3 separate regions of the Homo sapiens genome follow, and regions 1 and 2 are each linked to region 3. A link is a loop called in an ENCODE intact Hi-C map of the cell type or tissue named here. Cell type or tissue: heart right ventricle. All regions are shown on one strand. Links, peaks and the distances in the headings refer to the core of each region. The heading gives the core; the rest is flanking DNA. Region 1 overlaps LOC105369715 (a long non-coding RNA gene). Region 2 has its middle 180 kb from the start of IPO8. Region 3 holds the start of LOC105369714 (a long non-coding RNA gene).

Region 1 (11,082 bases), core at 1,366-9,365, 370 kb before region 3:
ACTAAGACAAACTTACTCCACTATTTTTTAAAAAATTAGTTTGTATTAACAACAGTCTTGCTATCCATCCCAGACTCATTAAATACTGACTTAGACTTTTTGAGATGGAAAGTTTCTTAATCTGATATATTCTGATTATTTGCACTTTAAAAGTAAAACAAGGAAACATAAAGAAGAGAAAGTATAAGTAAAAAACATGCAATGGTGAAAATGAACACGCTATTAGGATATGAGGAAAAATGTGAAAATCTTTAAAATAAATAATAATAATAACTTTAAAAATTCCAAAGTTCCATATGTTTTGGGTTCTAAAATGAGGCATGCTATGTAATTACCTATCATATTGAATATGGAGGCATTGATGCTAGGAATTCAGTGGTAAAGCAGCTTAAAGATATATAGAGATATATATGTGTGTACACACACACACACACACAGACACACACACACACACACACAGAGAGACACACAAACATACAAACTTTATTCCTCTCCCCAAATCACCTCCACTTCAGTACTTAGCCCTAGGCTGGGCACACACTTTAAGTAGTTAGTACTTGTTGATTTCTGAGTCTCTCTGATTACTTTCCTCAGTAGCTACAGAGCACAACCATGAAAGTGATAAATCCATAAAGGGCATACATATGAAATTGACTTCATCATCCATTCCTTATGCACCTCACTGTTTTTGAAGATAACAATGACAATACACTGAAAAGTAAATTTATAGAAGAGTTTTATGCATGATGAGCATGCTAGAATTTCCAGAGGCTTTCGTTTGTGTTATTATTAACTATTTCAGATGACAAAAATATTGAGAGTGATGAAAAGTAAAGAGTCATCACTCAAATTGCTTTGATTCCTGTAGAAGATCCCTATTCTCTTATCTCAACTCTGCTCACTGATACAATAGGAATCAACAGAATATGTGTGGTTCCAAATTTCAGTCAAACCCTGCAAATTCAGCTAAAAGCTATAATATAATTGCCAAAAAACTTTTTAAATGTTAATTTAGCTAAAAATGAAAATAATAACTATAAGTTTTGTGTGATTACACTAGAAAAGTAAGTTTTTACATTTTAAGTTTCCTATGTACTGGATTAGCTCCCATATACAATGTGCAGAAAGAGCTGGTCTCAGTATCTAGACTTAAATAATGAATTTGAAATGATCTTCCCTCTAGGCATGCTGTCCTTATCTCTTCTCTGTTTCTTTTTTTCTGTAATTTTGCATGCATCATGTATCTGTGGGTTCCCAACAAATGCTAATTAAATATACCAAGATGTTAAAGGCAGCAAATGAAGGAACCAAGCTAGAACTTGTCTCCTGGCCTAGCATGGTAGCACAGGCCTGTAGTCCTAGCTACTGGGGAAGGTGAGTTGGGGGGATCACTTCAGCCCTGGAGTTTGAGTCCAGCCTGGGTAACATAGTGAGAATTCATCTCTAAATAAATGAATCAAATTAATAAAAATTGTCTCCCTATTCTGTTTGTAGAATATGTGGCATTTGAGTAGGTGACAGTTTGACAATAAAACAAAATCAGCGGACATTACACCAAGTCAATTTGGTTTTTTTTTATGCTGACATAATAAAATTTCCAGTTATTCATCTGAGCAATGTTTATCTTTTTCCCAGCTCTGACGATTGACAGTTTCTATTTATAAATGTTTTTGATTCACTTTTTAAGCAATAGTGCGTTCTCAGATACAGTATTACTAAAGATGTACAATTTCAGAGTATAGTATTTAATCCACCCATTTTCCTACTCTTGTTATCAACTATAAAAAGCATGAATGGCAAATATCTAATTCAGAATAAGAGCCTCACAGTGGTCTAAAGAACAAGTCCTAAGTTTTTGACAATTTTAAAAAGAAAGAATAGTTCAGGGTAGGGAGGATTCATTCATTCATTCATTCATCTATCCATTCAACACAACCTCACAGGTGTTTTGTGGAACCTAACAGAAAGCATGATTCATTATTCTAATTTAATGATTCTTGGCATAGCAGAAGAAATTAACAACTACGTGCCAAGTATTGTGCTAGGTGCTGAGATTATAGCAGTAAACAAAACAAACAAAAGTCCTGCCATTTTCAAGCTTACATGCTCATCTAGAGAGACAGGCAACAAACAAGCAACTCAAATGCTATGATTAATTTATTTTAAGATCCACATATTTGCACGTTTTAAGATCTCAGAGATGTATACATGCCTTATGATGCTGTTAGCCAGTTGTCAGTCTGGCTGTCAGCTGTAGGACATAGTTGCTATTGCCTGAGCATGTGTATCAGAACTTGTAGAATGAAGTCAGCAGTTTGGGAGAAGATCCTGGAGACAACAGTAGAGTGCTCTTGAGAAATGCACCATCACCAAAGCTCTTGATGGCACAAAGCACGGGGCTACGTGGAAAAACACCCAAGTCAATTAATACCAGTCCCATGATCTAAAACAGCTGAATTCCAAATGTGATGGAATTTTAGTAATATCTTAAACAATTTAAGCAACTTGTTCTGCTGATATTTTTCTGTTGGGTTTGCACAACAGTGATACATAATAAAAATCAATGTTGTCTAAAATAGCTCTTTCAATAAATATAAAATAATGTTGAAGTGATAAGAATGCAATATGTAAGTCTTATTGGCACCAATTTTTAATTAATTTCCTAGGACATAAAATTATAGTGTTTTTTGTAACTGATGGTTTCTTATATTTAATGATACCTGCTACTTGTGTATTAGATGGTAATAAATACCCTGGAGAACACTAAAGCATAGAATAGCAAATGCCGAGTAGGCGGTTTGTAATTTTAATCAGGGAAAGCAGAAAAACCCATTGAGAACATGACATTTAAATAAGACTTGAAGAGAGACTGCACTGTGCAGACAGCTGAGAAAAGAGTATTTTAGGGAGGGTGAACAACCAGTGCAAAGGCCCTAAGCAGGATCATATCTGGCTCATTTGAAAAACAGCAAGGAGCGAAGTAGTAGGAGGTGAGGTTGAAAGCTCATGGGGTACCACCTTACATGAACCTTGTAGAGGATTGTAAAGATGTATTTTAAGATTATATGGCCAGACGCGGAGGCTCACGCCTGTAATCCCAGCACTTTGGGAGGCCAAGGTAGGTGGATCACGAGGTCAGGAGTTTGAGACCGGCCTGGCCAATATGGTGAAACCCCGTCTTTACTAAAAATACAAAAATTAGCCAAGCGTGGTGGTGCGCACCTGTAGTCCCAGGTACTTGGGAGGCTGAGGCAGGAGAATCACTTGAACCCGGGAGGCAGAGGTTGCAGTGAACAGAGATCATGCCACTGCAGCCCAGCCTGGTGACAGAGCAAGACTCTGTCTCAAAAAAAAAAAAAAAAAAAAGATTATAAGTGTATTCACATTTGTACTAAGTTAGGAATCCATTTGAGAATTTTGAGCAGAGGAGTAATATGATCTGGCTTACATTTTTAAAGGATCCTTGCAGTTGCTAAGACATAGAAAAACACTGAAGGGAGGCAAAGACAGAATCAGGGAGAATAGTTAAGAGGCTGTCATAATCCAGGAGGGAATGATGGTAGCTTGAACCAGTGTGGCAGTGTTGTGAAGTTCATCAGAAGTGACTGGATTCGTGACTCATTTTGAAAGTAAATCCAAAAGATTTTACTTACGGATAATTTGGATAATAATAATAAAAAAAAGAAGCAAGGTGACTTCAAGGATTTTCATCTTAGCAACTAGATGAAATTGGCATTAACTGAGATAGGGAAGACAACCAGAGGAACAGGTTTGGTGAGACTCTCAGGAGTTCATCTTTTTTTTAAAATTAATTAATGTATTTATTTATTTTTGAGACAGAGTCTCGCTCTGACACCAGGCTGGAGTGCAGTGGCACGATCTTGGCTCACTGCAACCTCCGCCTCCCAGGTTCAAGCGATTCTCCTGCCTCAACCTCCCGAGTAGCTGGGACTACAAGTGCACGCCACCACGCCCAGCTAATTTTTGTATTTTTAGTAGAGATGGGGTTTCACCATCAAAACACCCTAAGTATGTGATGCGTTTGTCAGACATCCAAAGGAAGATGTCATGTAGGCAATCAGATACATGAAACTGGACCTCTCGCCACCAGTCCTTTGCCAAAATTTTCCCAGTCAGTCATGTATGTATTGGCTGGAGTGTGTCCTCTTGTCGTTTCTTCAAAATGAATAACTTTTCCATTAGATCTCACCTTCCTGTGAGCAATGCTTCACTGAGCTCTTACATATTCAAAGCCATCTGGTAATACCATGTCCTGGAGAGAATGTCATCAATAGGATCTATCAATCGCAGGTTGCCATGTAAATTGGTACAGCCGCTGTGGAAAATAGTTTGGTAACATATTTTAATATTGAACATTTACAAACCCTATTAGCCAGCAATTCCATGCCTACATTTATATTCAAGAGAAAATCTTAACAAATTTATCAGAAGACATGAACAAGAATATTCATAACAACATTGTTACAGTGGCAAAAGCTGGAGATTATCTAAAAGCTTTTCAACAAAAGAATGAATAAATTAAGCTATACTCCCATAATGAAATTTTATATAGCATCAAAATGAATGATCTACAGCTAAACTCAACAATATGAACCAATCAGCAATGTTCCATGTTTCATCTCTTCTAACGTGCAGTTTTTCTTATAGCATCTTAGAATTCTGAGCTGACTTGTAAGGACTTTTTTCTTTATTACTGGTTGTGCCACTTATTAAGAGATTGCCTCTCAGCTCCAAATTCACCTTCCATAATCGGCTGTTTGATGTAACGCATGAGACTGCAGGCAGGAGACTGCAAATTCAGATGTGTGCTTTGCCAACTGACTCCATGAAGACTTTCGTCAATAGGGGGCGCCAGAGGAGACTGCCTTGCTAGAGAAGGAAGAAGGATTTGCTCTTCCTGTTCCTGTGACCTCCATCCCTGCCAATCTTTCTTCACAGCAGCAGTGGCAGTTCATTCCCACAGCAGCAGCTGAATCAGCTTGTAATTCTTCCATTATTTACAGAACCAGTGTGGTAACACTCCACCTCAGAGGCCTGGGTCCCAGCCTTAGGAAGGCCCCTCCTCTGGGGTCAGGCACCAGCAGCAATTGGGCAGTGCCTCCTCAGACATCTGAGTTTCAGCCCCACAGGGGCCCTTTTCTAAGTTTATCCCTTAGTTTCCTTTGTTTTCTAAGCCATAGGGGATGATAGCTCCTTCTTCTATGATACCTTAGAGTTCTCTTTTTGCCCTTTCAGTGGATAACAACCTTATACCTAGTACTGGTGTTTTATATAAAATTTCTCTGCTCAAGTAACTGGTGTGGTTTCTAACTATTGTGATGATATATAAAATAATTGTGTTTCTTGTAATGGATGCAGTAGTAGATTTGAAGTTTCAGAAGGTCCTATGTAGCAAAATAACTTTTGCAAGAAGTTAAAACAAATTTTAAAAACTATATATTTTAGGAACACACATGCACATACACATGATTGAGGTTGGCGCTGACCTCTGATGTAGGGAGGCAGAGAGATAGGGCATGATGGAGGGGCCCGTGGGTAGGCATGTTAGTATAATATTCTGGTTCTAGTAGTTGGGGCCATGAGTTTATCATGTTATTGAGAGGTGACAACGTGGTAGCAGCCCTCCCTTGCTCTTGGCACCTCCTCGGCTTCTGCGTCCACTCTGGCCGCGCTGGAGGAGCCCTTCAGCCCGCCGCTGCGCTGTCGGGATCCCTCTCTGGGGCTGACCCAGGCTGGAGCCGGCTCCCTCTGCTCACTGGGAGGTGTGGAGAGAGAGGCGCGGGCGGGAGCCCAGGCTGCGCACAGCGCTGGTGGGCTGGGGGGGGTTCCGGGTGGGCTATGGGCTTGGTGGACCCCGCACTGGGCACAGCCTGCTGGTGCCTGCTGGGCCCCATGTGTGGACCACTGTTCCCTCTTCACGGGGCCGTTGGCCACGATGGCGGGTCTCCATCTCTTTCTCCCTTCCCCTCTTTTCCTCTTGTTTGTCTGTGAGGAGCTCCCTCTGGGCTGCCAAAGTGCCTGGGCTAGGTGCCGCAAAGTCCGGCAAGTGTCAGTGAGAGGTGAAGCCGGCTGGACTTCTGGGACTGGTGGGGACTTGGAGAACTTTTCTGTCTAGCTAAAGGATTATAAATGCACCAATCAGCACTCTGTGCTAGCTAAAGGATTATAAACGCACTAATCAGCACTCTTGTGTCCAGCTAAAGGTTTGTAAATGCACCAATCAGCACTCTGTCAAAGCAGACCAATCAGCTCTCTGTAAAACAGACCAATCAGCTCTCTATAAAATGGACCAATTGGCTCTCTGTAAAATGGACCAATCAGCAGGATGTGGGTGGGGCAAGTTAAGGGAATAAAAGCAGGCCAGCCGTGCCAACAGCAGTAACCCTTTGGGTTTCCTTCCATGCCGTGGAAGCTTTGATCTTTTGCTTGCAATACGTTTTGCTGTTGCTCGCTCTTTGGGTCTGTGCTTCCTCTGTGAGCTGTAACACTCACCTAGGTGGTCTACAGCTTCACTCCTGAAGCCAGCGAGACCACAAACCCCCCTGGAAGGAATGAGCAACTCCAGACGAACTGTCTTTAAGCATTGTAACACTCACTGCAAAAGTCTGCAGCTTCACTCCTGAAGTCAGCAAGTCATGAACCCACCGGAAGGAAGAAACTCTGGACACATCTGAACATCTGAAGAAACAAACCCCAGACACACCATCTGTAAGAACTGTAACACTCACCGCGAGGGTCTGCGGCTTCACTCTTGAGGTCAGCGAGACCAAGAATCCACCAATTCTGGACACATTATTACACAGATGCTACCCAAATACTAATGTAGAAACATATAGGCAAACTACATTCATAATACATAATTACAGATATACACATACACATGCATACACACACCCATAAAATAAGATGGGGCATTGAACATTGATGTGAGTATAGAAAGAACTCAGATTGATTAATCCAATTCTCTAAAACATGAGATCAAAGCAAAACAAAAAAATTATGTCCCTTCTTACTTAAAGTAAGGTTTGGCTGAATGTAAAATATTTGACTCACTTTCTTTTCTTGTGTACACTGTAGCTGGTTCTTCGCTATCTTTTGGTATTGAATGTTTCTGTGGAGAAGTCTGAAGCCATCCTGATTTTCTTTCTTTTAAAAGTGAGTTTATTCACCCTTGTGCCTTTCTGCATCTTTAAAGGGTTCCAAAAGGGATTTGTGCTGCATATTTCAAGATAGCAACCTTACCTAGGTGTGACTCAGTGTTGATGGTTCTGGGCCAACTCTTGCTTAGTGTGCCCTGAGTATGCTTTAATTCTAAGTGAAAATATTCATTCTGTTGCTTTCTTTTGGTTTTCTTCTTTGGAATTCCAATTAAGCATATGTGAGCTATGTTTTTTAGCATAAAGCTATGCTTTATAGCATATATAGAGTTGTAATACTATAGCTCTTATTTGTCTATCATATCACTTTATTTCTCATTATTTTATTTTTTTCTTATTTCTACCCTCTATGTCCTTTAATGTGGTCTCAATAGTGTCAAATCTCCCTTGTGCTCTTTCTAATATACTTTGTATGCCTGTAATTTTTTCCCTTGGTTTATGTCCTGAGGTCTGCCATCACCTTCTGTTTTCTGTTCCTCTCTTCCCTGAGTTTGTCTATCTTGGTGTTCATATTTGGGATTTATTCATTTTTTAATTAATGAAAAATTGGTTAATTGTCTGCTCTATGGCACCTTTTCCTAAAAACTTATGTCTATCAAAAGGTCTTGCTGTTCTTTCCCACAAATGTTCTTAGAGTGTTTGGCAATAAGTACTATACATTTCCTTTTAAAAAATTAATTATTGTTGTATTGTCAGGAATCAGCTGTCTGCAAGAGGTTAGAAGTGGAGGGTTAGAGGAGGAGGAGGAAGTGCCAGAGTAGCTTTCCTAGTTTAGCAACTCAAGAGCTCTACCTCCTCTGTTAGGCTAGTGGAGAACTGTTTCCTTTAGAGATGATACAGTTGTGTAGCCACATTTCTGTGACTCTCTGAACTTAATGAAGTTCAAGATAGCCTCTCCAACCAGCCCTACACTCCTCTAGTTCCTTCACTAGTTACTGCAACCGAGGGACAGAGCTTGCCTTCTAAGGCAATCCCCACACTTTTAGAGTATGTATTTTGCTGATGCTTTCTGAACTATGCCAACTCTGGATCCCCGAAGAACCTTCCATATTTTTATTCTCGTGCTTTCCCAGTACTTGTAACTTCTTTGATCTAACACCTATTGTAGCAGTTTCCTTGCAAGTGTAAACCAAAAATAAAATTTCAAGGCCCCCCAACCATCTGAATGGACTTCTTTCTCAGACAGGGTTTTGTTTGTTTGTTTGTTTGTTTGTTTTTGAGACAGAGTCTCACTCTGTTAACTAGGCTCAAGTGCAATGGCCTGATCTCAGTTCACTGCAACCTCTGCCTCCCGGGTTCAAGCAATTCTCTTGCCACAATCTCCCGAGTAGCTGGGACTACAGGCGTGTGCCACCATGCCCAGCTCATTTTTGTATTTTTAGTACAGATGGGGATTTTGCCATGTTGGCCAGGCTGGTTCCAAATTCCTGAGCTCAAGTGATCCACCCACCTCAGTCTCCCAAAATGCTGGGATTACAGGTGTGAGCCACTGTGCCCAGGCGCAGACAGGGCTCTTCTAAAGGTTACCAACTGAGAGACTGTTTCAGGCCATGACAGGAAGTGGGGGTCGAACATGCCTCATTATACCTCTCTGGCATTTACATCAACACAGACCTTAAGTCTGATAAAAAAATATTACAATAAATTCTCTCTGAAGCCTTGTACTTAAAGGATTCCTCTGCAAATAAGAACCTAGGTCTCCACAATCTTTTATCTTAACCCAGACATTCCTTTCTATTGATCCCAGGTTGTTGGGGGAAGTCAGGGACCCCAAACAGAGGGACTGGCTGAAGCCATGGCAGAAGAACATAAATTGTGAAGATTTCATGGACATTTATTAGTTCCCCAAATTAATACTTTTATAATTTCTTATGCCTGTCTTTACTGCAGTCTCTGAACATAAATTGTGAAGATTTCATGGACATTTATCACTTCCCCAATCAATACTCTTGTGATTTCCTATACCTGTCTTTACTTTAATCTCTTAATCCCGTCATCTTCGTAAGCTGAGGATGTATGTCACCTCAGGACCCTGTGATGATGGCATTAACTGCACAAATTGTTTGTAGAGCATGTGTGTTTGAACGATATGAAATCTGGGCACCTTAAGAACAGGATAACAGCGATTTTCAGGGAACAAGGGAGTTAACCTTAGAGTGTGGCTGCCTGTGGGCCGGGCAGGACAGAGCCTTATTTCTCTTATTACTGAAAACGGGTAGGAGAAATATCGCTGAATTCTTTCCCCAGTAAGGAATATTAATAATTAACAGCCCTGGGAAAAGAATGCATTCCCAGGGCGGTGCCTCTAAAATGGCCACCCTGGGAGTGTCTGCATTTTGCAGATGTAGATAGGGATGAAACACCCCCTGGCCACCTGCACTGCCCCCAGGCTTGCTAGGATTAGGAAATTCCAGCCTGGTGAATTCTAGTCAGACCAGTTCTCTGCTCTTCAACCCTGTTAAGATATTTATCAATGACAATGCCTGCACAGCAGGACGTGGAAGTTCATTAGTGATTCTAGTTTCTCCCTGACCATGTGATCTCGCCCTGACCTTCTGCCTTGTGATCTTTTGTTGCCCTTAAAGCATGTGATCTCTGTGACCCACACCCTATTCGTACACTCCCTCCCCTTTGAAAATTGCTAATAAAAGCTTGCTGGTTTTGCGGCTCAGGGGGCAACAGAGAACCTGCCAACATGTGATGTCTCCCCTGGATACCCAGCTTTAAAATTTCTCTCTTTTGTACTCTTTCCCTTTATTTCTCAGACCGGCCGACACTTAGGGAAAGAGAAAAGAACCTACGTGAAATAACATTGAATTATCAGGGGCAGGTTCCCCTGATACCAGGTCTCTAGAGAAACTCACCAATTGTCACCCACAAAATTTAAAAATCTACCTATAAGCTAAAAGTCCCCATTTTGAGTTGTCCTGCCTTTCTGGACCAAACCAATGTATTTCTTATATGTATTTGATTGAAGTATCATGTCTCCCTCAAATGTATAAAACCAAGCTGTGCCCCAACCACCTTGGGCACATGTTCTTATGATCTCCTGAGGGCTGTGTCATGGGCCATGGTCACTCATATTTGGCTCAGAATAAATCCCTTCAAATACCGAGTTTGACTCTTTTTGCTGACACAGGGTAGAACACTTCCCTTCTGAGGGAGTAATTTTCTGGAGATTTCTGAGATGTACCAGGACTGACTCTTCCTTGCTTTCCGTTCTTCCCTGATGCTTCCCACCTGGATTCCTGCAGGGTTTTGCTGACTTCAGCTGCTCTTGGCAGCTCTTACATGTAAATGGAGTTAGCAGGTTTTTCGGTCTCCTCATTTCACTGTAAACAAATTTTGTGACTCTAAAAAATTCCTTGTGTTTTTCTGTGTGGTTTTTAAGAGGAGCTGAAGGAAGATTCAGAATGAAGCAGGATTTCCTACCAGAAGTCCTACAACTGTGTCCAAAAAAAAAAAAAAATGCTGCCATTGTACTCATTTCAAACTCTGTTTTCAATCTTTCAAAAGACATGTGAAAAATGAAGTTGGCCTGAGGTTTGAGGCAGATGTTTTGACTGATTTGTGCTCATCTCAGTCAACTGTTTTCTCAAGGGGTTGGGAGCAGACTGGTGCGGTAGGAATTGGTGCACATGGCAAGCTGAATCCTGAGGGTGAACAGGCAAAGCTTTTACAGAGCCAAATCTGATACATGATTATCACAAATTCTTGGTGGTTTTCTTCAGTTAATCATGGCAAGAGAAGTCAAAGGGACAGAGAAAGAGGGGACACCTTGGAGCTTTACCATTAAGCCTGTGAAAAGAAGTAGAAGGTGCCAGAGGGGAATGAGTTCTGAGCCTAAGTGGAGCCAGGAAAAAAAATCTCCCTCTGCCAAGAAAAGCAATTACATAAAATTTGG
Region 2 (11,082 bases), core at 1,346-9,345, 1.0 Mb before region 3:
GAGATAGGCATGGGCAAGGACTTCATGTCTAAAACACCAAAAGCAATGGCAACAAAAGCCAAAATTGACAAATGGGATCTAATTCAACTAAAGAGCTTCTGCACAGCAAAAGAAACGACCATCAGAGTGAACAGGCAACCTACAGAATGGGAGAACATTTCTGCAATCTACTCATCTGACAAAGGGCTAATATCCAGAATCTACAATGAACTCAAACAAATTTACCAGAAAAAAACAAACAACCCCATCAAAAAGTGGGTGAAGGATATGAACAGACACTTCTCAAAAGAAGACATTTATGCAGCCAACAGACACATGAAAAAATGCTCATCATCACTGGCCATCAGAGAAATGCCAATCAAAACCACAATGAGATACCATCTCACACCAGTTAGAATGGCGATCATTACAAAGTCAGGAAACAACAGGTGCTGGAGAGGATGTGGAGAAATAGGAATACTTTTACGCTGTTGGTGGGAGTGTAAACTAGTTCAACCATTGTGGAAGTCAGTGTGGTGATTCCTCAGGGATCTAGAACTAGAAATACCATTTGACCCAGACATCCCATTACTGGGTATATACCCAAAGGACTATAAATCATGCTGCTATAAAGACACATGCACACATATGTTTATTGTGGCACTATTCATAATAGCAAAGACTTGGAACCAACCCAAATGTCCAACAACGATAGACTGGATTAAGAAAATGTGGCACATATACATCATGGAATACTATGCAGCCATAAAAAATGATGAGTTCATGTCCTTTGTAGGGACATGGATGAAACTGGAAATCATCATTCTCAGCAAACTATTGCAAGGACAAAAAACCAAACACCGCATGTTCTCACTCATAGGTGGGAACTGAACAATGAGAACACATGGACACAGGAAGGGGAACATCACACACCGGGGCCTGTTGTGGGGTGGGGGTAGTGGGGAGCGATAGCATTAGGAGATATACCTAATGTTAAATGACGAGTTAATGGGTGCAGCACAGCAACGTGGCACATGTATACATACGTAACTAACCTGCACGTTGTGCACATGTACCCTAAAACTTAAAGTATAATAAAAAAGTGAAGTAAGTTGCAAAAAAAATTATTTTCATTTTTAATTGACATATAATCATTGTACATATTTATGGAGTACAGTGTGATGTTTCAATTTCAACTTTGTGTAATGATCAAATCAGGGTAACTGCCATATCCATCACCTCAAAAATTTATCATTTCTTTGTGGTGGGAACATTCAAATCCTCTCTTGTAGCTATCTTGAGATATGCAATACCTATTGTTGACAATGGTCACCCTAGTGTGTAGTGGGACATCAGAACACATTCTTCTTTTCTAATTGTAACTTTTGTTAAATTTAGCCTAAAACTGCCTCCTTACATATTTCAAGCCCAACCTAAAGGTTTCTCAGTACCTAGTGAACTGTAACCTTACTGGTTGTGTAAACAGATAGTAGCCTACTCTTGTGCCAATTAAATATGGCCAACTGTTCAAACTGAGGTTGTTCCCGGAACAAAGCCAGGTCCGGCTGCGTTTTCTCAAGGCCCAATAAGGAGAAGCAGACAAACTAGGAAAGAAGGGAATTTATGGCTATAATCGGATGCAGGGAGAAGGCCAGAGATAATTCCAGCAGACCAACTCGAAAGTGTTACAATTTTCTTAGTGCTTATATAGGTTGGGGTTATGCGCCTGTGTGCAGTGTAGCATTCGCCTAAGTCTATTGGTAACTAATTTTGTTTCAACTAAAAGGTCAGAGGCAAACTAAGTCTGATTAAAAGGGCCTCAGTACCTTCAAGGCCTGTCTGCTGTGGTACCAGAGTGATTATTTCTATCTTATCTCCTTTACAGCTTGGTCCGGAGAGCTGCCTTAGACTCTCCAATGAATCTATTCGAACAGCTGCCTCTGTTACCTTGACTGTCTCAGATTTCGTTGACCCGAGACGGGTCCTGGCACTAGGAATGAAAGACTGTCTCTATTATTTTGGTTTGCTCCAGGTTAGGGAGAAGCCCACGCAAGGCTCCTACTGACCATATGTTTCATTTCTAGCTTTGCTGTCTGGGCGCCGATTTTGCCGGGTTTAACTATTTGCTCAATGTTAAGGCAGCTCTGTGAAAATTTGTCTGTGTAACTGGAGTGCTATGCAGGCCTGTCTGTGTGACTGTCATGCAGGCCTGTTTGTGTGTTTGTCAGGGAAAACTGGCCTGCCACGAGGTTGCATAAGGCAAATGCGGAGCGGTAAACGACCGGATCGCTTCTGTACCTCACTTCCGTTTTCTGTAGGCCACTTTCCTTTTTCTGCCTGTAAATCTTCCACCACGTGGCTGCGCTGGACTCTCTCTGTGCCTACTCTGGTTTGGGGGTTGTCTAATTCGTGAATTGTTCCTTGCTCAATTAAACTCAGTGAAATTTAATTTGCCTTAGTTTTTGTTCTGAAGTGCCTGAAGCAGCTTGTTACAAGGGATTTCACATAGAAGGCAGTTTGCTCTCACAGACCTTGAACAAAATTGTATTTCCCACACAGACCTTACTTGTTAATGACTCAGTTTAGCAAATATTTATCATTGTTTGTTCTGTGCCAGGCACTGTGTGAAGTGCAGGTCTTAGTGATTTCCCTAGGGAAGTAGCCAAACACGTGACTCCTTGCTTATTGTGATTAGGCCAATTACTGTTTTTTTTGGTTTTTGTTTTCTTGAGACGGAGTCTCTCACTCTGTTGCCCAGGCTGGAGTGCAGTGGTGCGATCTCGGCTCACTGCAAGCTCCACCTCGCGGGTTCACGCCATTCTCCTGCCTCAGCCTCCCGAGCAGCTGGGACTATAGGCACCCGCCACCATGCCTGGCTAATTTTTTGTATTTTTAGTAGAGAGGGGGTTTCACCGTGTTCGCCAGGATGGTCTCCATCTCCTGACCTCGTGATCTGCCCGCCTCTGCCTCCCAAAGTGCTGGGATTACAGGCGTGAGCCACTGCACCTGGCCAATTCCTGGTCTTAAAGTTGCATGTTTATAATAAAATTACAGCTGTACTTCTTTCTTTTTTGAGACAGGATCTCGCTGTGTCATCTAGGCTGGAGTGCAGTGGCACCATCATAGTTCATTGCAGCCTTGATCTCCTGGGCTTAAGTGATCCTCCCACCTCAGCCTCCTGAGTAGCTGGGAATGCAGGAACACGCCACCACACCCAGCTAATTTTTCTACTTTTTTGTGGAGACAAGGCCTTGCTGTGTTGCCTAAGCTGGTCTCGCACTCCTGGGCTCAAGCAATCCTCCTGCCTTGGCCTCCCAAAATGCTGGGATTACAGGCCTGAGACATCACACCAACTTTGTACTTCTCTTTTTTTTTCAAGTATATAATACATAATTATTACCTATCATCAACCTGCTGTCCAGTAGGTCCCTGCACTTCCCTTAATGCAGCTTTCTTGTTGATTCATTCATTTACTCAAACAACATCTAATTCATTTGATAAGAAAGACCTTTAGGTGGTATGCAAAGCATTGTAGAGGGCTATTATGTATAGATGTGTGCATTTATGTGTGCATATATATTTGTGTTTTCACACAAAATTATGTCTGGAAGAAATCCTTTAATGGGAATTTTTAAAAAGAAAGATCTAAAATGCTCCTGGTAATTTTCCTCCTGGTGTTACAGTTAGCAGAGCTCCACTTCTGAAGTTTCCTAAGTCTTTATCAACATCACCTTGGGAATTATCGCAAGGACAAATACAGACTTAGGAAGCCAAGGTTGAAATTTGAATCCCTCAGGACATGTGATCTCTACCATAATTTGACTTGGATGCTATTCAGAGTCTGCTGAGGAATATAATTTTTTTTCAATATTTTAAATTTTCATTTCAAATGGAAGTTTGTAAGACTTTTTGTACTAAGTCTCTAGAATAACTGGCACTTAAGACAATCAGTGAATTTAAATACTTGGGGTCCTCCATTAATAACAAAGTCGCATGCTAGGAGTTCTGCTTCTAATGAAAAACTACACCTCTTGAAATCCCTTGAGGGGGTGACATATTTCCAGGAAATTCATCTTGTTGGGTAATTTTGTTTTGCATGGGACTATTAAAAGATGCCTAGACTTCAGGCGTAAGACTTCTTAGCTGTGCATTCTAGGATAATCCTACTTTTTCTTGGGGATCTTTTGGGGGTAATTAGTCACTGATTCAGGCTGACTGGTTTCTTATACCTTGAAAGTTTAAAATGTTTTTGTAGGAAGTCTTTGACATGGAGAAATTGATCAGTAATAATTTAATATTTTAAAATCAGCGTGAGTTATAATATACACACTATCAAATACACATTTTAAGTGCATAATTCAATGAGTTTTGATGTGCGTAAGTACCACTACAGTGAAGATATAGGACATGTCCATCATCCTAGAAAGTCTCCTCATTTACTGCGTACTAATTCTCTGCCAGGTACTTTGCTAAGTGATTTATTTGCATTGTTGCTTTTAATTTTCCTTAAATATTAGAAACAGGCTATTATGGGCTGAATTTTGTCCCCCACCCCCAAATTCATATGTTGAAGCCCTAACTCCCTAATAACTCAGAATGTGACTGTATTTGACAATAGGGCTTTAAGAAAGTAATTAAGTTAAAATGAGGCCATTAGGATAGGCCCTAATCCAATCTGACTGATGTCCTTATAATGAGAGGAAATTTAGAGGCACATAGATACCAGGGACATGCACACACACGGGAAAGACCATGAGAGGACGCAGTGAGAAAGCAGCCACCTATGAGCCAAGGAAAAAGGCCTCAGAAGAAACCAGACCTGCTGACACCTTGATCTTAGACTTCCAGCCTCTGGAACTGTGAGAAGATCCATTTCTGTGGTTTCCATCACCTACCCAGTCAGTGGTATTTTGTTATGGCAGCCCTAGCAGACTAAGACACAGGAATTAGCTTAGCTTTCCTTTTTAACAATAAAAAAACATAAAACGCGGTGTAGGAATGCCACAGAATTTGCCCACAGTCACCCAGTTAGCTAGGAACTTTGCTTAGGGTAGGGCAGTGGTTGGGTCCTTCATGTATCTGGCTCCGAGTCCGTGCTCTTAATCACGGCACATACTGACTCCTCAAGTACCCAAACACGCTAAATAGTCTGAAAACTTCTGGTAAAGGTGTTCAGTTGACATTAATAGAACTCTTAGGGGCTCTGGGTTAAATGCGATAAGCACCTTAGGGTAACGGTGGCTCCCGGATCAGCACCAACATCACGTTTTGCCATCCTGTATTTTCTTGTCCGTTCAATAACTGTCGGGTGGTAATCTATAATTCTCGATGATAGAGGTTCTCAAACTTTGTTACAGATTAGAATCACCTGGAGAGCTTTTAAAAATGTAACTAACTGGGAGGCTGAGGCAGGAGGATGGCTGGAGCCCAGAAGTTTGAGTCCAGCCTGGGCAACCTAGTGAGCCTCCCATCTCTAAAAAGAAAAATCAATATCTAAATGGCCCAGTCACACTCCATACCAATTAACAAGAGTGTCTGGGCATGAGAGCCAGGCATCGATCATTTTAAAGAGGTTCCTACATTATCTTATTGTGTAACAAAGTTTGGGAAGTGGTACCACTGGCTGGCTGACTTGCTGTATCTAACAAGACACTTTGAAAAGGGATTTGAGAAACACCAGTTACAGAATTAAACAGATTTAGCAAACCACTTGGTGGCAGTAAACTCCCTATTAACCACAATATGAGTCTACGCTATGGGTGGGCTTCTTAATTTCTATTCCTTTGTGGGAATCTTTTAAAATGTTTTCTTTACTTTTTGATCCCCAAACAATGTCAATTCTCAAATGAAAAAGGGTAAGTTTTCCTCCTTTTTTCTGCCAGACTAAATTATGCATAAAGACTAGACATTGCAATCTCTTATAAAAAATTGACTTTTGAGAGTTAAATTGTAAAAAGTCTGAATTAGAGAATCTTTTAGGAGCACGTATTTTTCTATGGCTGTATCATCCAGTCTGAATAAACACACATAGAGAAAAAAATTGAATTACATTTTGTGCACTCCTTTATATGTTCAAGATGTCACAATAACTTGGAAAAAACATCTACTATTCCATAGAAATATCTTTAAATGTTCTCCACAAAATTTGTCACGGTACTTTCTTCATCTTTTATCCATTTAAGGGAAGACGAAAATGCCTAAAAATGCAATTCAACAACAATTATAAGTAACTAGATCAGGTGTTCACATATTTGGAACTGAAAAATTTGAGCTTGGTCAATGAAAAACCTCAATAGGCTAGTTAATTATGATGTAAGTGGATTTAGTACTTATGCTGGTCCTGGTGAAAATGACAGTCGTATGAGTTTTTAAAACACTGAATTCCACACCAGGGTTTGTCACCAACGGCTGTGCAAGCCTGGGCAGGCTGCTTAAACTCCCTGAGCCTCAGTTCCGCATCTGAAAATGATTAGATAGTCAGAAAGAACCCCCCCGCCCCGGGCCTTTTTTCTTCCCTCTAGAATTTGGTAAAAAATGATATAAAGTGCCAAGTTTTCCAAGTGCATCCCTGGGAAATATAGTGGTGATACAACATCTAGTTTTGGGGGTTGGGAGGTGGTCTTCTGAATCGACTTTATGCACAAGCCATATATAAAAACTTTCTGGAGGATATAAATTCATATTACATGGTGGTGATAAAAGAAACTTTCTTCAATTCACAAATCAGAGAGGAAATCAGTTGTTCCCCCTCGTTTGGCTAATTAGTCTACAGTATCAGATTTGGGTCGTTGCAGCAACCCCATAAGGCAGCCTGGGAGACTCTCCCACATGGTGTGATTAGAAAAGCGTTGGTTGCCTTGGTGCATTTTACTCTCCCCTGCTGAAGACGGAAGAGTAAAATTATTCAAAAGTTCTGGCTCTGTATAGAGGAAGAAAAGAAATGGAGATTACTCACATAAGAGGCCTCACACAGGGTCTGGCAGAGAGTAGGTACTAGTAATTTTAGTTTCAACCCTCTTTGCATTTGGTCCTTTGAAATACCTTGTATTCATCAGCTCTTTGAGGCAATTGCTTCTGAACCCCAGCAGGCAGCTGCTTCCCACATTATGGGGATTCCTCTGCATATTTGGAGCCAGTTCCCTGTTAAGGGCAACTCAACTTAGGCAAGATGGGAATTTAGTCCCAAGTCTAAATCATTTCAATATTTATGCACATATTTTTGCCAAACCATTACCTGATTTGATGGAAAGCATAAAAAATAATGCTCTAAACATCAACAGAAAACATACAACTAAAATTATACTTGGTCAGGCGTGGTGGCTCATGCCTATAATCCTAGCAGTTTGGGAGGCTGAGGTAGGAGGATTACTTGAAGCCAGAAGGTCAGGACCAATCTGAGCAACATAATGAGACCTCATCTCTACAAAAAATTAAAATATTATCTGGGCGTGATAGTGTACACTTGTAGTTCCAGCTACTTGGATGCTGAGATGGGAAGATCACTTGAACTCAGGAGTTCAAGGCTGCAGTGAGCCATGATTGTGCCACTGCACTCCAGCCTGAGCAACAGATCACGACCCCATTTCTAAGATACACACACACACACACACACACACACACACACACACCAATTAATACTTGCTATGGTCTGAATGTTTGTGTTCATTCGTATGTTGAAATCCTAGCCCATAAGATGATGGTATTAGGAGACAGGTCCTTTAGGAGGTGATTAGATCACGAAAGCAGAGCTCTCATGAATAGGATTAGTGCCCTTACAAAAGAGGTCCAAGGGAGTGCATTTGCTGCTTCCACCAAGTGAGGACACGGCAAACTCAAAGTGCCATCTACGAGCCACAAAGCATGCACGCCTTCACCAGAAACCAGATCTGTCATGATCTTGCACTTCTCAACCTTCAGAACTGTGAGAAACACATTTCTGTTGTTTATAAGCCACCCAGTTGATGGCATTTTGTTATAATAGCACAAACAGACTAAGACAATGGGGAAAGACTAATATTGGGAACAAGACGAGGATGTCTATTCTTGTTACTTTAATTCATCATTGTACTAGAGGTCCTAGTCTGTACAATAAGGCAAAGAGCCAGGCACAGTGGCTTACGCCTATAATCCCAGCACTTTGGTAGGCCTAGGTGGGTGGATCACCTGAGGTCAGGAGTTCGCAGGCTGGCCAACAAGGTGAAACTCCGTCTCTACTAAAAATACAAAAATTAGCTGGGCGTGGTGGCAGGTGCCTGTAATCCCAGCTACTCGGAAGCCTGAGGCAGGAGAATCGCTTGAACCCAGGAGGCGGAGGTTGTAGTGAGCTGAGAATCGCGCCACTGCACTCCAGTCTGGACAACAGAGCAAGACTCTGTCACACACACACACACACACACACACACACACACACACACACTATATATATATATGTATACAGATTGAATAAGAAGTAAAATGATCTTTATTTATAGACGATATGATTACATATGTAGAAAATTCCAAGTGCTCACCAAAAAAATAATAAAATCTACTATAACTAGTAAGTCAATTTAGCAAAGTTGCTAGATAAAAGGCCAATATGCAAAGATTAATTGTTTTCCTATATACTAGCCATAGACAATTAAAAAAAACTGTAAAAGATACAATTTACAGTAGCACCACAAAAGCATGAAGATAATTTAGGAGACATTTTAACAAAGTATTTATAACACCTCTATGTTGAAACTATAAAACGTTCCCACAAGGAATTAAAGAAGAGCCAAAAAAATGGAGAGATAAACCATGTTCTTGAGTTAAAAAACTCAAGTTGTTAAGATGTCATTATGCCCAAATTAATGTATAAACTAAGTGAAATCCCAATCATAAATTTCAGGAGGGCTTTTGTAGAAATTGACAAATTGACTTTAAAATATAGAAGTATACAGAATAGCCAAAACATTTTGGAAGACTTAACTACCTAACTTTGACATTTAACATAAGGTTACAGTAATCAAGACAGTGTAGTCTTGTCATAAATGCAACATTTAGATGAATGAACATAATAGAGTCCAGAAATTGGCTGACACAAATACAGACAATTGATTTTGGACAAAGATGCAACGGCAATTCAATTGGGTAAGGATAATCTTTTCAACAAATTATGTTGAAGCAATTGGACATCAATATGTGGAAAATTAAAAAATTCAACTTAAACCTCATTCCTTAGACAAAAGTTAACTAAAAATGGACCATCGATCTAAACATAATTTTTTTTTTTTTTTGAGACGGAGTCTCACTCTCGCCCAGGCTGGAGTGCAGTGGCGCGATCTCGGCTCACTGCAAGCTCCACCTCCCAGGTTCACGCCATTCTCCTGCCTCAGCCTCCGAAGTAGCTGGGACTACAGGCGCCTGCTACCATGCCCACCTATTTTTTTTGTATTTTTAGTAGAGACGGCGTTTCACCGTGTTAACCAGGATGCCTCGATCTCCTGACCTCGTGATCCGCCCACCTCGGCCTCCCAAAGTGATGGGCTTACAGGCATGAGCCATCGCGCCTGGCCTAAACATAAAATTTAAAACTATAAAAGGTTTAGAAGAAAACATACAGAAAAATCTTCCCTATCTGGTGTTAGGCCAATAATTCTTTAAATGCGACATCCAAACTACAATTTATAAAAGAAAAATTTGAAAAACTGGACTTCACCAAAATTTAAACTGTTGTGCCTCAAAGGACACCATCAAGAAAGTAAAAAGGCAGCCCACAGAATATTTGTTGTGGGCGAAAATATTTGTAAATCATATATCTGATAAGGGACTTACATCCAGAATAAAGAACTCGTATACTGCAGTGATCGAAAGACAAATAAGCCACTTTAAAAGGAGCAAAGGATGTGAACAGATACTTCACTCAAAAAAGAAATATGGCTTGCCAATAATCACATGAAAAGATGCTCAATGTCATTACTCACTAGAGAAGTGCCAAGAGAAACTACAATGATCGACTACCTCATAGGCATTAGGACGGTAGCCCAAGCTATAATAAAAAAAAGATGGACAATAAACAAATATTGGAGAGGATGTGAGAAATTGGAACCCTCATTCAATAATAGGGAAAATGTAAAATGGTGCAGTCACTTTGGGAAACAGTTTGGTTAACTCCTCAAAAACTCAAAGTTACCATATGACCCAGCAATTCTATTCCTGGATATTTACCTGAGAGAAATGGAAATATATTGTCCCACAAAGCCTTTTTCCATGAATGTTGATAGCAGCATTGTTCATAGAAGCCAAAAAGTGGAAACAATCCCATGTCCATTAACAGATGAATGGATAAAAATGTGGTATATCCATGGAATGGACTATTGTTTTGCCGTAATAGGGAATGAAGTACTGATACACACTGTAACATGGATAAGCCTAGAAAATGTGCTGAGCATAAGAAGCCAGACACATATGGTATGATTCCATTTATATGACATGTTCAGAAAAGACCAAATCATAGAGACAGAAAGTAGATTAATGGAAGCCAGGGGGTGGAGGTAGGGGAGAATGGGAGCGAGTGTTAATGGGTACAGAGCTTCTTCTTCTTCTTTTTGTTTTTTTTGAGACGGAGTCTCCCTCTGTCACCCAGGCTGGAGTGCAATGGCGCGATCTCTGCTCACAGCAACCTCTGCCTCCCGGGTTCAAGTGATTCTCCTGCCCCAGCCTCCTGAGTAGCTGGGATTACAGGCACCTGCCACCATGCCTGGCCAATTTTTGTATTTTTAGTAGAGGCAGGGTTTCACCATGTTGGCCAGGCTGGTCTCAAACTCCTGACCTCAGGTGATCTGCCCACCTCAGCCTCCTAAAGTGCTGGGATTACTGGCATGAGCCACTGCACCCGGCTGGTACAGAGCTTCTTTTTGGGGTGATGAAAATGTTCTAGTGTGAGATCATGGGGATGGTTGCACAATTTTGTGAATGTACTAAAAACCACTAAATTGTACTTAAAAAAAAACCTAAAAATTGACAAGGATTACTCAGGCCTGTAATCCCAACACTTTGGGAGGCCGATGTGGCAAGATCTCTTGAACCCAGGGAGTTTGAGGTTATAGTGAGCTATGATTGTGCCACTGCACTCTAACC
Region 3 (11,082 bases), core at 1,299-9,298:
ATGCCTGGGTAGAAAAGATTCAGGACCAATGTGAGCAAAAACATTTAATGGCATCTTTATTCTTCCATAATCAGTCAGAACCAGAACATTGGTTCATTCCTTTTAACCTACATCATAGGTTTAAAACAACACTGCCAGGGGCCTTCACTCTTCTAGTGAAGTTTAAACATGGAGTTTCTTTACACTCTTCTAGACATAATTCTTAGGCCCCTTTTCCCATAATTTAAAGGAGATAATGATTACAATTCATCCCTCATAATAGGCTCCATAACAGATTGTACTACAAAGACTGATTACACAAAAGTCATCTTTAAATTCTCTTGCTAAGGTTGTGCTGGATAATAAAATTACTCTAGATTGTCTACTGGATAAACAGAAAAAAATCTGTACCATTACTGACTCTATTTGTTACATGTAAATAAATGCATTGACTATTACAGAGATTTGGTTGTAGGGTATTAATAAACAGACTGCTTGATTAAAACAAGTAGACTCCTTTTCTGGCTCATTCTTTGATCTATTTCATTTTAGTTGGTTTGGTTCATGGAGATGCTGACTAAGGAGCATACTCCAAACTCTTGATTTGATCTTCTTGATCATTATAATTGTCTCTCTGGCACACTATGTTCCCTCAAAAGTTTTCAATGGTTACATACAGCCATTTGTAAAATGTCAAATGGTCTCTCTTTAATTGAGATGACAAAAACTCAAAAAAGAGTGTTCTCATAAAGACATCATAACCAATAAATGATGTACTGAGACCAAAACCCTAAAATAATGGTAACTGAGAATGGCGTTAAAAGCCTAATGGTCACACTCACCTAAGTAAAATCATAACCAAAAGGAAGAAACTGTTAAACAAAATTAGGAGATGCCATTATTTTGGACTGAGTTCATACAATAGGCCCCAGCAGACCAGACCAAACCAAAATAGAGTCACTCATGCTAAGTGTGACATAATCAAATTAAAATTTTTTAAAAAAATCCTAAACAGGTAAGTCCTAAAATAGACGCGAATTTTCTTTCTGCCCTCCAAAAAACAAGAGATTCCAACACAGAGAGGTCCCCTGTACTCTCTTTCAAAAAAATAACCTAAAAAAACCATCTTACAAAGCTCACTGTTCTGCTATTTCCCAGTAAAACTTAAGACCAAATAAGTGCCTTTACGATAGTGGTAGAGTGAAATCAATGCCTACAGTTTTGGTTCACCTCTCAATTTTGAGGGGAGCATTGTTAAATGTAGCCTAAAACTGCCTCCTTACATATTTTAAGCTTGCCCTAAAAGTTTCTCTGTACCTAGTAAACTGTAACCTAACTGGATGCATAAACAGACCACCTTGTGCCTATTTCTCTCCTACCAATCAGCCAATCAAGACAGCCAGCTGTTCAAACTATGTTCAAGTGAGACAAACACTGAGCTGTAACCAATTCAGCCATTTCTGTACCTCACTTCTGTTTTCTGTAAGTCGCTTTCCTTTTTCTGTCTGTAAATCCTCCCTGACCACATGGCAGTGGCAAAGTCTCCTTGAACCTGTTCTGGTTCAGGGGGTTGCCCAATCTGTGAACTCTTTCTTGCTCAAATAAACTTTGTTACATTTAATTTGTCTAAAGTTTTTCTTTTAACAATGGTGTTCGTGAAATATTTGTCAAGGAAAGGGAGGGAGGGACAGGTTGGATGGATGAACAGATGGACAAATACCCAAAAGTGTAACTGTTTATGCCAGTCATGTTTGTTTATTTCCAAAAATACTGCTTTTATTCAGGGCTCCCCAATTCCCCATTGGCCCACTGAAAACCTAGCTTCTATTCTCTGTCCCCATGTAGCTATGAGATTTTGGATAAGTAAGGATAAAGACCAGCATGATAAACCAACGTGCTGACCATGTGCTGAGCATTGTTCTAAGTGTTTCAAATGTTTTAATAGATTTAATCCTCAAAACAACCCTATAAGATAAGTATGATTGTTGTCCCTGATTTACAGTTGGGGCACATGGTGGGTAAGAAAGGTCACACAGACAGTAGATGGTGGGGCTTGGATTTGAATCCACGCAGTCAAATCTTGGGAGCCTCGTTCTTAACCACTATGTCATACTTCTATAGCCATTGCAGTAAATGCATGTGGAATGAATGGATACATGAATATACACCCTATGGTACTCTCTAGATGTTAATTTTCTCAGGTTGTTATATAATTTCTGTTCTGCCTGTCTTCATTACACACACACACACACACACACACACACACACATTGTCAGTCCTTCAATGGACGAGAGCTTCAGAAAGCTTCTCTTCAATAGATTGAAAGGAAATATTTTGAGACTTTAATTCATCTTTAAATTTTTTGAATTTGATAATTTGTTGAGTTTGGCAATTAAAAAACATATATTTAGAGACATGGATCCTTATTTTTGCTGGAGTGTGGATGAAGTTTGACAAACCACACCTTGTTCCCTAATGTTACTTAAATGTAGGAACTCAAATAGATGGCATTGGTCATTCTACAGAGTGTAAAGTATATGTCCCTTTCTGGGTCAAATCAGATTTGGGCTTCTTGGCTTATTGTTCAGCCCTCAATGTAAATATCTAAACACATAATCACAAGCTTAAGGTGCCACGTCTCAGGAAATTGTTGCTCTACATTCCTTTGTCATGTGTCTGGTTGAATGCTTGGTAGGAGTAACTTGAGATAAGGTTTTGGAAAATGTCCATACTCAGGGCATATATGTATTTTTTAAAGCTGGCATGTGCTTTGTGCCAAATCATCTTATTTTACATGACCATCGCAGCTGTACTAGGAAAAGATGACATTTTGTTAACTTGTGGGTAAATAAGTCTTAGTATCTGGGAACCTTTGATTAATTAATTTCACCTTCTGTATAGTAAAAGTAAGTGTGACATAACAGTCTCTAATGGTTGTGAAAAATATGCCTAAAAGGGCCAAGTGCAGTGGTTCATGCCTGTAATCCCAGCACTTTGGTAGGCCAAGACGGGCGGATCACTTGAGGCCAGGAGTTTGAGACCAGCCTGGCCAACATGGGGAAACCCCATCTCTACTAAAAATACAAAAATTAGCTGGGCATGGTGGCACATGCCTGTAATCCCAGCTACTCAGGGAGCTGAGGTGGGAGGATCACTGGAGCCCAGGAGGCAGGAGTTGCAGTGAGCCGAGATCGCCCCATTGCACTCCAGCCAAGGCGACAAAGTGAGACTCTCTGTCTCAAAAAAAAAAAAAAAAAGAAAGAAAGAAAAAGAAAAATGTACCTAAAAAGTAACTCAGAATTACTAAAGTTTGCTAAAGTGAATCTTTAGACAAAGAGAACACAAGGGCAATTAGAATTGGAGCCCTAGAATGAGAGATGTGGTGATCGACCTGAACCTTGCCACACAGGTTGGAGGTACACCCTTGAGGGGACATATAAACCTGTTGGAGGGAGCAGCTCAGAGGTGGAAAGCATGGACTGAGTATGGGAAGTAGCCACCAGTCTGGTGGGCTGTAGACATACTTCAAGTAATGAAAGGATAGGGCAGAGCCCTCCCCAACATCTGCATCTGCCTCCCCTCTCTACTTCCCTCAAAAACTTCCCAAAACAAGCAGTACAGTATATAGATAAAAAGAGAGTCATCTATCCAAATGCAGCTAGAAAACAAATTCCCCAGACTGCCCTGCCTCCCAACCACATTGCCACCTCTGAAAACATTCCACCATTTTTGCATCCCCCGTTTTCGTATGGAGAGTCACCGGGGTGAAGGGCATCCTATTCGAACAACTATTTTCAGTCCTTTTTCCCCGGTAGGCGTGCATGTTGTACAGGTCCATATCCTTCCAAAGGTCCCATTTGAGAAAACATCATCTTTTTCGCCCTAAGGGAACTAAATACAGATATGAATTTTGGGTATTTTGTACACAGTTAATATTGCCTTTAATTCAAACAAAGTTCATAGTGCCTTATCTCAGTAGCCTGTTGTATATTAGGTGCTTAGTAAGATTTATTTTTTTTTTGCTTTTCCTGCTCCTAATATTCAGTTATTGTTGGTTTTAGAAAGCTTTCTCACTTATTTTGTTTGTTTCTTTCTTTTTAAAGGAGCGGTTTAAAGAAGCTGAAGAAATATACCAAACTGGAATAAAGAACTGTCCAGACAGCTCAGATTTACACAACAACTATGGGGTTTTCTTAGTTGATACTGGTAAGTGAAATTAAAGAGAAACTGTACTGCTGAGATTAGCTAATACAATTTATCAAGCAAAATGGAAGGCAAATAATCCTCAGAAGTAAAATTCACTGGGCTTGGCAGGAAGCTCACACTATTGACAGTCATTATACCTCGGGGCTGTCATTTCTCTAGATCTTCAAGCTCGATTCAGTAAAATCTGGCCATTCTCATACTCATTTCTCTATGGAAAACTCCCCAGGGGACAGGAAGTAGCCTTATGATTTAATAAGTCCCAATCTTCTTTGAATATTATTTATATATATTTATAAATCCATGATGATGAAATGTTTCTCTACAATGATGCAAAACCTGCCTCTGAAAGCAGTTACTGGCAGATGGTAAATACTTTTCTATAACATATTTTTTAAAAGCCTCCAGAATTGTTCCATCATTCCTTCCTTGATGTACATTAGAAACTGCATTATTAAAATTGATACAATGCTCTTATATGACAGGTGCTATATAAAATACACTTACTTTATCTTACTTAATGCAAAACATTACTGGGCATGAATTCTCTTTTCTTTATGACTTATGTAGTGCCTCTGTACTGTTGGCATGCAATGTAAGTAATGAAATTATATTTAAATGTAAGGCCAAAGCACCACTTTGTTCTTGTTGATTACTAGACTAGCTGCCCTGCAGCAAAATTTAGTTTAATTAGTTTTTCAATATGAAATGCTTAAAGGGGTTTTATTTTCAAGGATATTTGGAGCTCTCTTGTTTTACAGAATATAAAATTTACATTCTGATACATCTAAGAAACTTACCTTATTTTTGCCTGTGTAAAATTGTTGTGTAGTGCCACCTGCTGGTTCATTGGCCACATAATAATAAACTGTCTTAAAAATATAAAAACTAGAAGAAACCTCTAGTTGGGCAGGTCTAACCCTCCTCCTTTTACTTCAACAACAGTCCCACCCCACCACACCCCTAAAAATGATAACTCTGTGACCACCCTATGACATTGAGCCTCTGCCTCCAGAGACAGAGGCTCCTAGGGACCTCCTAGTCAAACTTGTATTCAAACAGATACGCTTGAAAAGATTTCTGTGTAGATAATAGACATTCCATTCTATTTAGAATTTCACAGTGTTCTAAAGTGTAGTTACTGAATATAGTTTCACCAGGAAGCTACTTTGAAGAAACCTATCAGAGTAGAGGGCCTTCATTCTGCTTCTGGCCTTACTCTCACTTGCCTTGGGATCTTTATCAAGTCTGTTGAATATCTTTGCACTTTAGTGTCTATATCTGTAAAGTGGAAAATTTTTGTGTGTGGTTTTTTAAATATCTCTTAAATCCTGATAAACAGCTAAACAGTATCAAAAGGCAGCTAAATTGTATAAAAAAATACCTGCAAAAACCATACAAATGTAAGTATTTAAAAATATATAATGCATTGGACAAGTGCATGGTGGCATTATTATGTTGTAAGTCTTATTAATTAAGTGCCATTCAAATGAAAGTGCATGATTTTAAAAGAGATTTTCACTATAGAGCTGATATGTGTTATTTAAAGTAATGCTTCAATTGCTATGTTGAAGTATAGTTCATTGAGACAGACCCTTAGAAATTGCTTCTGGACAGTTTTATTTCTACAGTAGCCTGTTCTATTTTTTATATAATGAGAGCCAGTTATATCTTGGATAAATAACAATCACTAATAATCTGAAGGCATCCTATTAGCAAGAGCGATGACCAGAAAAATTTCGACTAAAATAATATATATAATTAAAACAATAGGTTTTAGTTTTTACTGCTTTTTTGTTAATTTTTTTGGAAGTATGAATGAACAGTGAAATTGTTCAAAGTTAGGCAATGGCCAGGATGAGAAGCTGAAATGCAAGCTAATTTGCATATTGAATAATTTTGGTATAACTCTGTAATAATGAGAAAGAATTATAAGTCAGAAGAGAAAGTGAAATGTTCATGTCTTTTATAAAAAGGCATGTTCTGCTCTTACCAACCTGTCACTGGTTACAGGCTTACCAGAAAAGGCAGTGGCCCATTACCAGCAGGCCATCAAACTTAGCCCCAGTCATCACGTGGCCATGGTGAACTTGGGAAGACTCTACAGGTCACTGGGAGAGAACAGCATGGCTGAAGAATGGTACAAGCGGTAAAGTTCCCTTTCTTTTCTTTATAAGTTGCCCAGGAACCTCAGCAATCACTCATCAGCTTCTTAGTTAATCAGAATAGGTGTGCTCTCAGAATACTAGCAAATTTTGCCAATTCAGGTGATACAAATTTTTATCTCCAAAGAAAGCAACCACAATATAAATGGGATCATAATTCATGACTTTGGCTTGCTGGTTAGACTATAGTGCTGAACCAAGGTTGAAATTTAATTCCCACTTTAGTCAGTTTGTTGTTTTCTGAAGCCATGGATTGCAACCCCAATCATAAACAGCAATTTAAAAAATGAGGATACATGAAAAACTATGCACACATGAGAACAAATTCATCATAATTAATGAGAAAGACCCTTGGGGCTCAGTTTCCATATTGATAGGTCAATAAGACATTCTTACGTTCCAACTATGGCATCATGATCATTTTGTAAAAACCTTGTTCTTGGCCAGGTGCGGTGGCTCATGCCTGTAATCCCAGCACTTTGGGAGGCCAAGATGGTCGAATCACCTGAGGTCAGATGTTCAAGACCAACTTGGCCAACATGGTGAAACCTCGTCTCTACTAAAAGTACAAAAATTAGCCGGGCATGATGGCGGGCACCTGTAATCCCTGCTACTCAGGAGGCTGAGGCAGGAGAATCACTTGAACCTGGGAGGTGGAGGTTGCATGAGCCAAGATTGTGCCACTGCACTCCAGCCTGGGTGACAGAGTGAGACTCTGTCTCAAAAAAAAAGAAAAAGCCAAAAACCTTGTTATTGATATAAAAACAAAGACCGTATTGGAGCAGAGGTTCAAACCATGGACCGTCTTCCCTAAATCTAAGCCTAGACATTTGGAAATGTACCTATTAGAAGAGAAATGTCATTTAGATTTTCTCCAAACTCAGCGCCCTGCAGGTGGCACACAAAGCTGAGATATTGTCACCTTTGGGAGCACTGTATTACAACACTGGCCGATACGAAGAGGCTTTGCAGATTTACCAGGAAGCTGCAGCACTTCAGCCTTCTCAGAGGGAGCTCCGCTTGGCACTGGTGAGTAGGATGAAAGAAAATGAAGCTGGCAACCTAAGCACAGGCAGCCATAGAGAGAGCTGTAGTCCTCACGCCTCAAAACTGGAGCTGGAATGCCGTAATATATCCACTGTATGAATATTCATACAGCTAATGTTAGAGCCATTCTCTAAAGACATGGACACCAAAAATACTGCATTTTTGTTTTGAAATAACTTCAAACTTATGAAAGTGTTGCAAGAATAGTAAAAAATTTACATATACCCTTTCATCCAGCTCCAATGATTTGTAACATTTTGATTCATTTATCACTCCATTGTGTATGCATATGTAGATGTATATGTACCTACATGTATATGTGTGCATATTTAGATATGTATGTTTGTATATACCTATTATTAGTGTGTGTTATTTTTTTCCTGAACCATGTGGGAATTAGTTGTATATATCATTCCCCTTTATCTCTAAATACCTTTGCAAATAGTTTCTAAGAAGGACATTCTCTAACATAACCACAGTGTATTTATTAGACTCAGGAAAATTAACATTCATACCAACAAAATTTTTATTTCAGTGTTTGGAACTTCACTCATCCTTTTCCTTAGATGTGCAATAAATCAAATTTGTTATCTTGCTGTAAACACACTGTTCTGATGAAATCAGAGGAAATTCTTTCTCTTCTGACTTATTTGGTCAACCTTTTTTAAAAGCCACAAGCCATTTCACTGGATATATTTAGTGTTTCTGCCACTCACTCACAAATGCATGCACAAAACTAAATAAAGAAACAAACAGCAAAAAGTCAAAACCTGAAAACTGGTGATTCAGCCTTCTCTATGAGTCACTAAATTGATGCTGAGCATGTTTGTCAGGAGTGCGTTCTGAATGCTTCTATTCAGGGATGCTTTATTTGATAAGGTAATGAAGTCTCTGCTAAGCCAAGGTCCATGTGGTTTTGTAGGCTCAGGTTTTGGCCGTGATGGGTCAGACAAAAGAAGCTGAAAAGATGACCAATCACATTGTGTCAGAGGAGACCGGATGCCTTGAATGCTATCGCCTCTTGTCAGCCATCTATAGCAAGCAGGAGAACCACGACAAGGTAAAGAAGGACATTGTTTAGAGTTCTTTGGATTCATAGGTTAAACATGGGGTGCACCTAAGTGATTCTCCAGTTTGCGTGTTTATAAGCCTGGGAAATCTTAAATCTTATCCGTCAGCATATCCTATCTCTTGGAAACTTTTCACAGATATCCCCTTAACACCTAAGATGTCCCCTTGTAATAATATTTTTCTTGGCTTATCTTTGGTGTAAAGCTTTTATGTGGTATTGTCTTAGTTTGTTTTCAGCTAAGTCTATAAAGATCAAGACCAACATTTATATGCTTTATTATTTTGTATTTTCCTTCTTATATATTGTTTTATGTAATCCTCATAACAACCATGCTTTACAGGGTTGTTATGAGGATTACATAAAACAATATAGAAGAGGAATATATAGGAAGATTACATGAAACAATATATAAGAAGGAAACACAGGGTGACCCAATGTCACAACTGTTATTATCTCCATTTTAAAAGTCACATAATCAGTAAATTTATAAACTGACTCAATGAAGTAATTGTTGAAGGCCCACTATGTCCTGGCCACTGTAGTAGGCATCAGAAATAAAGTGGTATGAAAAAAAAAAAAAAAAGTCACTGCCCTTGTCTTCATGGAGCTAACCCATAGAGAAGGAGATTAAACAGGTACTCACAAAACAAATGTAGAGTGATAGCTGTGCCCAGGAATATCATGAAGCGCTACCTCTCCCAAAGAGCATATAATCAGGGGACCCGATGAGTCTGGGAGGCCAGGTCTCCCTGTAAAGTGATGTGGAGGTGAGGGCTGGATGAAGAATAAGAGTTGTTAGGCAGAGGAAGAAGCAAGGAGGATTCTGGGCAGGGAAACGCACATGCAAAGCCCTGTGGCAGCAGTGAGGGGCCTCTCTGAGGAATGGGAGTGAGGGAGCAGGAGCACCGTAGGAACGCAAGCACAGGCTGCTGGGAGGAGACTCCTTGGGGCCAGGCCAAGGGTTTTGTTCCTTACCATGGGAGAAGCTTTGGGTTTTTGTGGAGAGGAGGAACATGATCAGATATTTGCTTTGAAGGGATCTTTGGCTGCAGTGGGGTCAGTGGGTGCTGGGGGCAGAATGGTCACTAGGACCTGAGAGGGGCTGGTGGGGTGGTCCAGATGAACACATGGTCAGGGAAAACGTCTGATGCCAAATCTTGTTTTCTTTCAACTGTATCACACCACCTCCCTGTAAAGTAATCAAGGATATTTTATTGCCACTCATCGATACGTGGGAAAACTGGAGTGTAAGAAAGTTATTTTGTCAGGGCCACTAATTCCCAGTGAGAAAATCAAAGATAATGAAGAATGTATATATATTTGAGACAAGGTCTTCCTCTGTTGCCCAGGCTGGAGTGCAGTGGCATGATCTCACCTCACTACAAGGTCCACCTCCCAGGGCTCAAGAGATCCTCCCATCTCAGCCCCCCCAGTAGCCGGGATTACAGGTGTGCACCACCACACCTGGCTAATTTTTGTATTTTTTTGTAGAGACAGGGTTTCACCATGTTGCCCAGACTGATCTCGAGCTACTGGGCAATCTGCCCACTTCAACCTCCCAAAGTACTAGGATTACAGCCATTAGCCACTACGCCTGACCAAGAATTGTACTTTGATTGTCACATACCATACCTGCTGACACATAGGAACAAAAAGTATAAATTTGATCAGTTAAATAAGTTTTTCTTTACCTAATCTGCATTTATTCTGTCTTAATTTCCAACCTCTGCAGGCACTTGATGCTATAGACAAGGCTCTCCAGCTGAAACCAAAGGACCCAAAAGTCATTTCTGAACTTTTTTTCACAAAAGGAAACCAATTAAGAGAGCAGAACCTTCTCGACAAAGCTTTTGAGGTATAAACTCATCATAAAATTATATCATCAAATTCACAGATTAAAATTAATTGTCTTTTGATCTTTAAGGAAACATGTACAGTAAGATCTAAGATCACTGGCATGTATGTTTATGGAGTGAGTGAGTTTTTTTTAACTAATTGACGAAGTTTTGTTTATTTTTTATCATTGAGCATCTGGCCCTTGACTGAATCAGAGTTGCGCATTTATTTTTCTGAATAATCATGTTTAATTTGATGTTGACAGCATTCCACATTTTGGCCTCAAACTAGCTTCTCTCTGTCTGTGTCTCTGCCTGCAAGACCTTCTATTCCAGCTGGACTAGTACCTGAAAAGCCTTGGACATTCCCACATGTCCTTGAAATGCCCTCTCTTGACTTGGAGGATGAGATTTCCACTCATCCACCAAGATACAGTCTTTGTCCTCCTGCCTTAGGAAGCCCTCCCTAACCGTCCTTATTCCCTGTGACCTTACTTCTTCTGAACTCTTAAAAAGCATGGACTGTCTCATGAAGGTACCAGTCGTTTGAAAGTGTCACATATTACATTGTATTATTAGGTCCGTCCCCTAACCCCCGTATGTGTGTGTGTGTGTCTCTGTGTGTGCAGGCACGCACAAATCCTTGCATAGTTTATCTCCCCAGTTAGATTGGACTTTCCTTGTAGAGAGGGACTGCATCCTTCTCTGTTCTAAAACAATGTTTTGCATCTTACAAGGTGTTCAGTATCTATGGTTTTGGAATAAAACTTATTCACAGGTT

The links. Peaks named below come from ENCODE experiments on the same cell type or tissue, not always from the same donor. Only the 100,000 strongest peaks of a DNase experiment are listed, where the experiment ranks them.
Region 1: a loop joins it to region 3, with 4 times the contacts of the local background. A loop is called at or near these places in 8 of 110 quality-filtered maps.
Region 2: it touches region 3 in a loop (4-fold over the local background); 13 of 110 quality-filtered maps call a loop at or near these places.

What each region holds. Positions count from the first base shown.
Region 1 is chr12:29,883,704-29,894,785 of GRCh38, reverse strand. The region is part of intron 4 of LOC105369715 (a long non-coding RNA gene); the gene reads left to right. LOC105369716 (a long non-coding RNA gene) reads right to left here. Exons shown (of 3, transcript XR_931477.2): 3 at 4,223-4,336. Among named protein-coding and RNA genes, the nearest start is that of TMTC1, 110 kb to the right of the region's middle. RefSeq lists an enhancer at 9,295-9,921. In heart right ventricle, for the core only: a CTCF peak has its summit at 4,865 (motif pointing right); a DNase peak (open chromatin) is centred at 4,895.
Region 2 is chr12:30,510,163-30,521,244 of GRCh38, reverse strand. It overlaps the pseudogene LOC100422352. Among named protein-coding and RNA genes, the nearest start is that of IPO8, 180 kb to the left of the region's middle. In heart right ventricle, for the core only: a CTCF peak has its summit at 5,703 (motif pointing right); no DNase peak of the experiment used is centred there; H3K27ac peaks cover 316 bases.
Region 3 is chr12:29,513,721-29,524,802 of GRCh38, reverse strand. It overlaps TMTC1 (transmembrane O-mannosyltransferase targeting cadherins 1), which reads left to right. Exons shown (of 18, transcript NM_001193451.2): 12 at 4,083-4,185; 13 at 6,196-6,331; 14 at 7,232-7,376; 15 at 8,317-8,454; 16 at 10,199-10,321. It overlaps LOC105369714 (a long non-coding RNA gene), which reads right to left and starts at 5,072. Exons shown (of 6, transcript XR_007063258.1): 1 at 4,983-5,072; 2 at 3,740-3,870. In heart right ventricle, for the core only: a CTCF peak has its summit at 5,014 (motif pointing left); no DNase peak of the experiment used is centred there.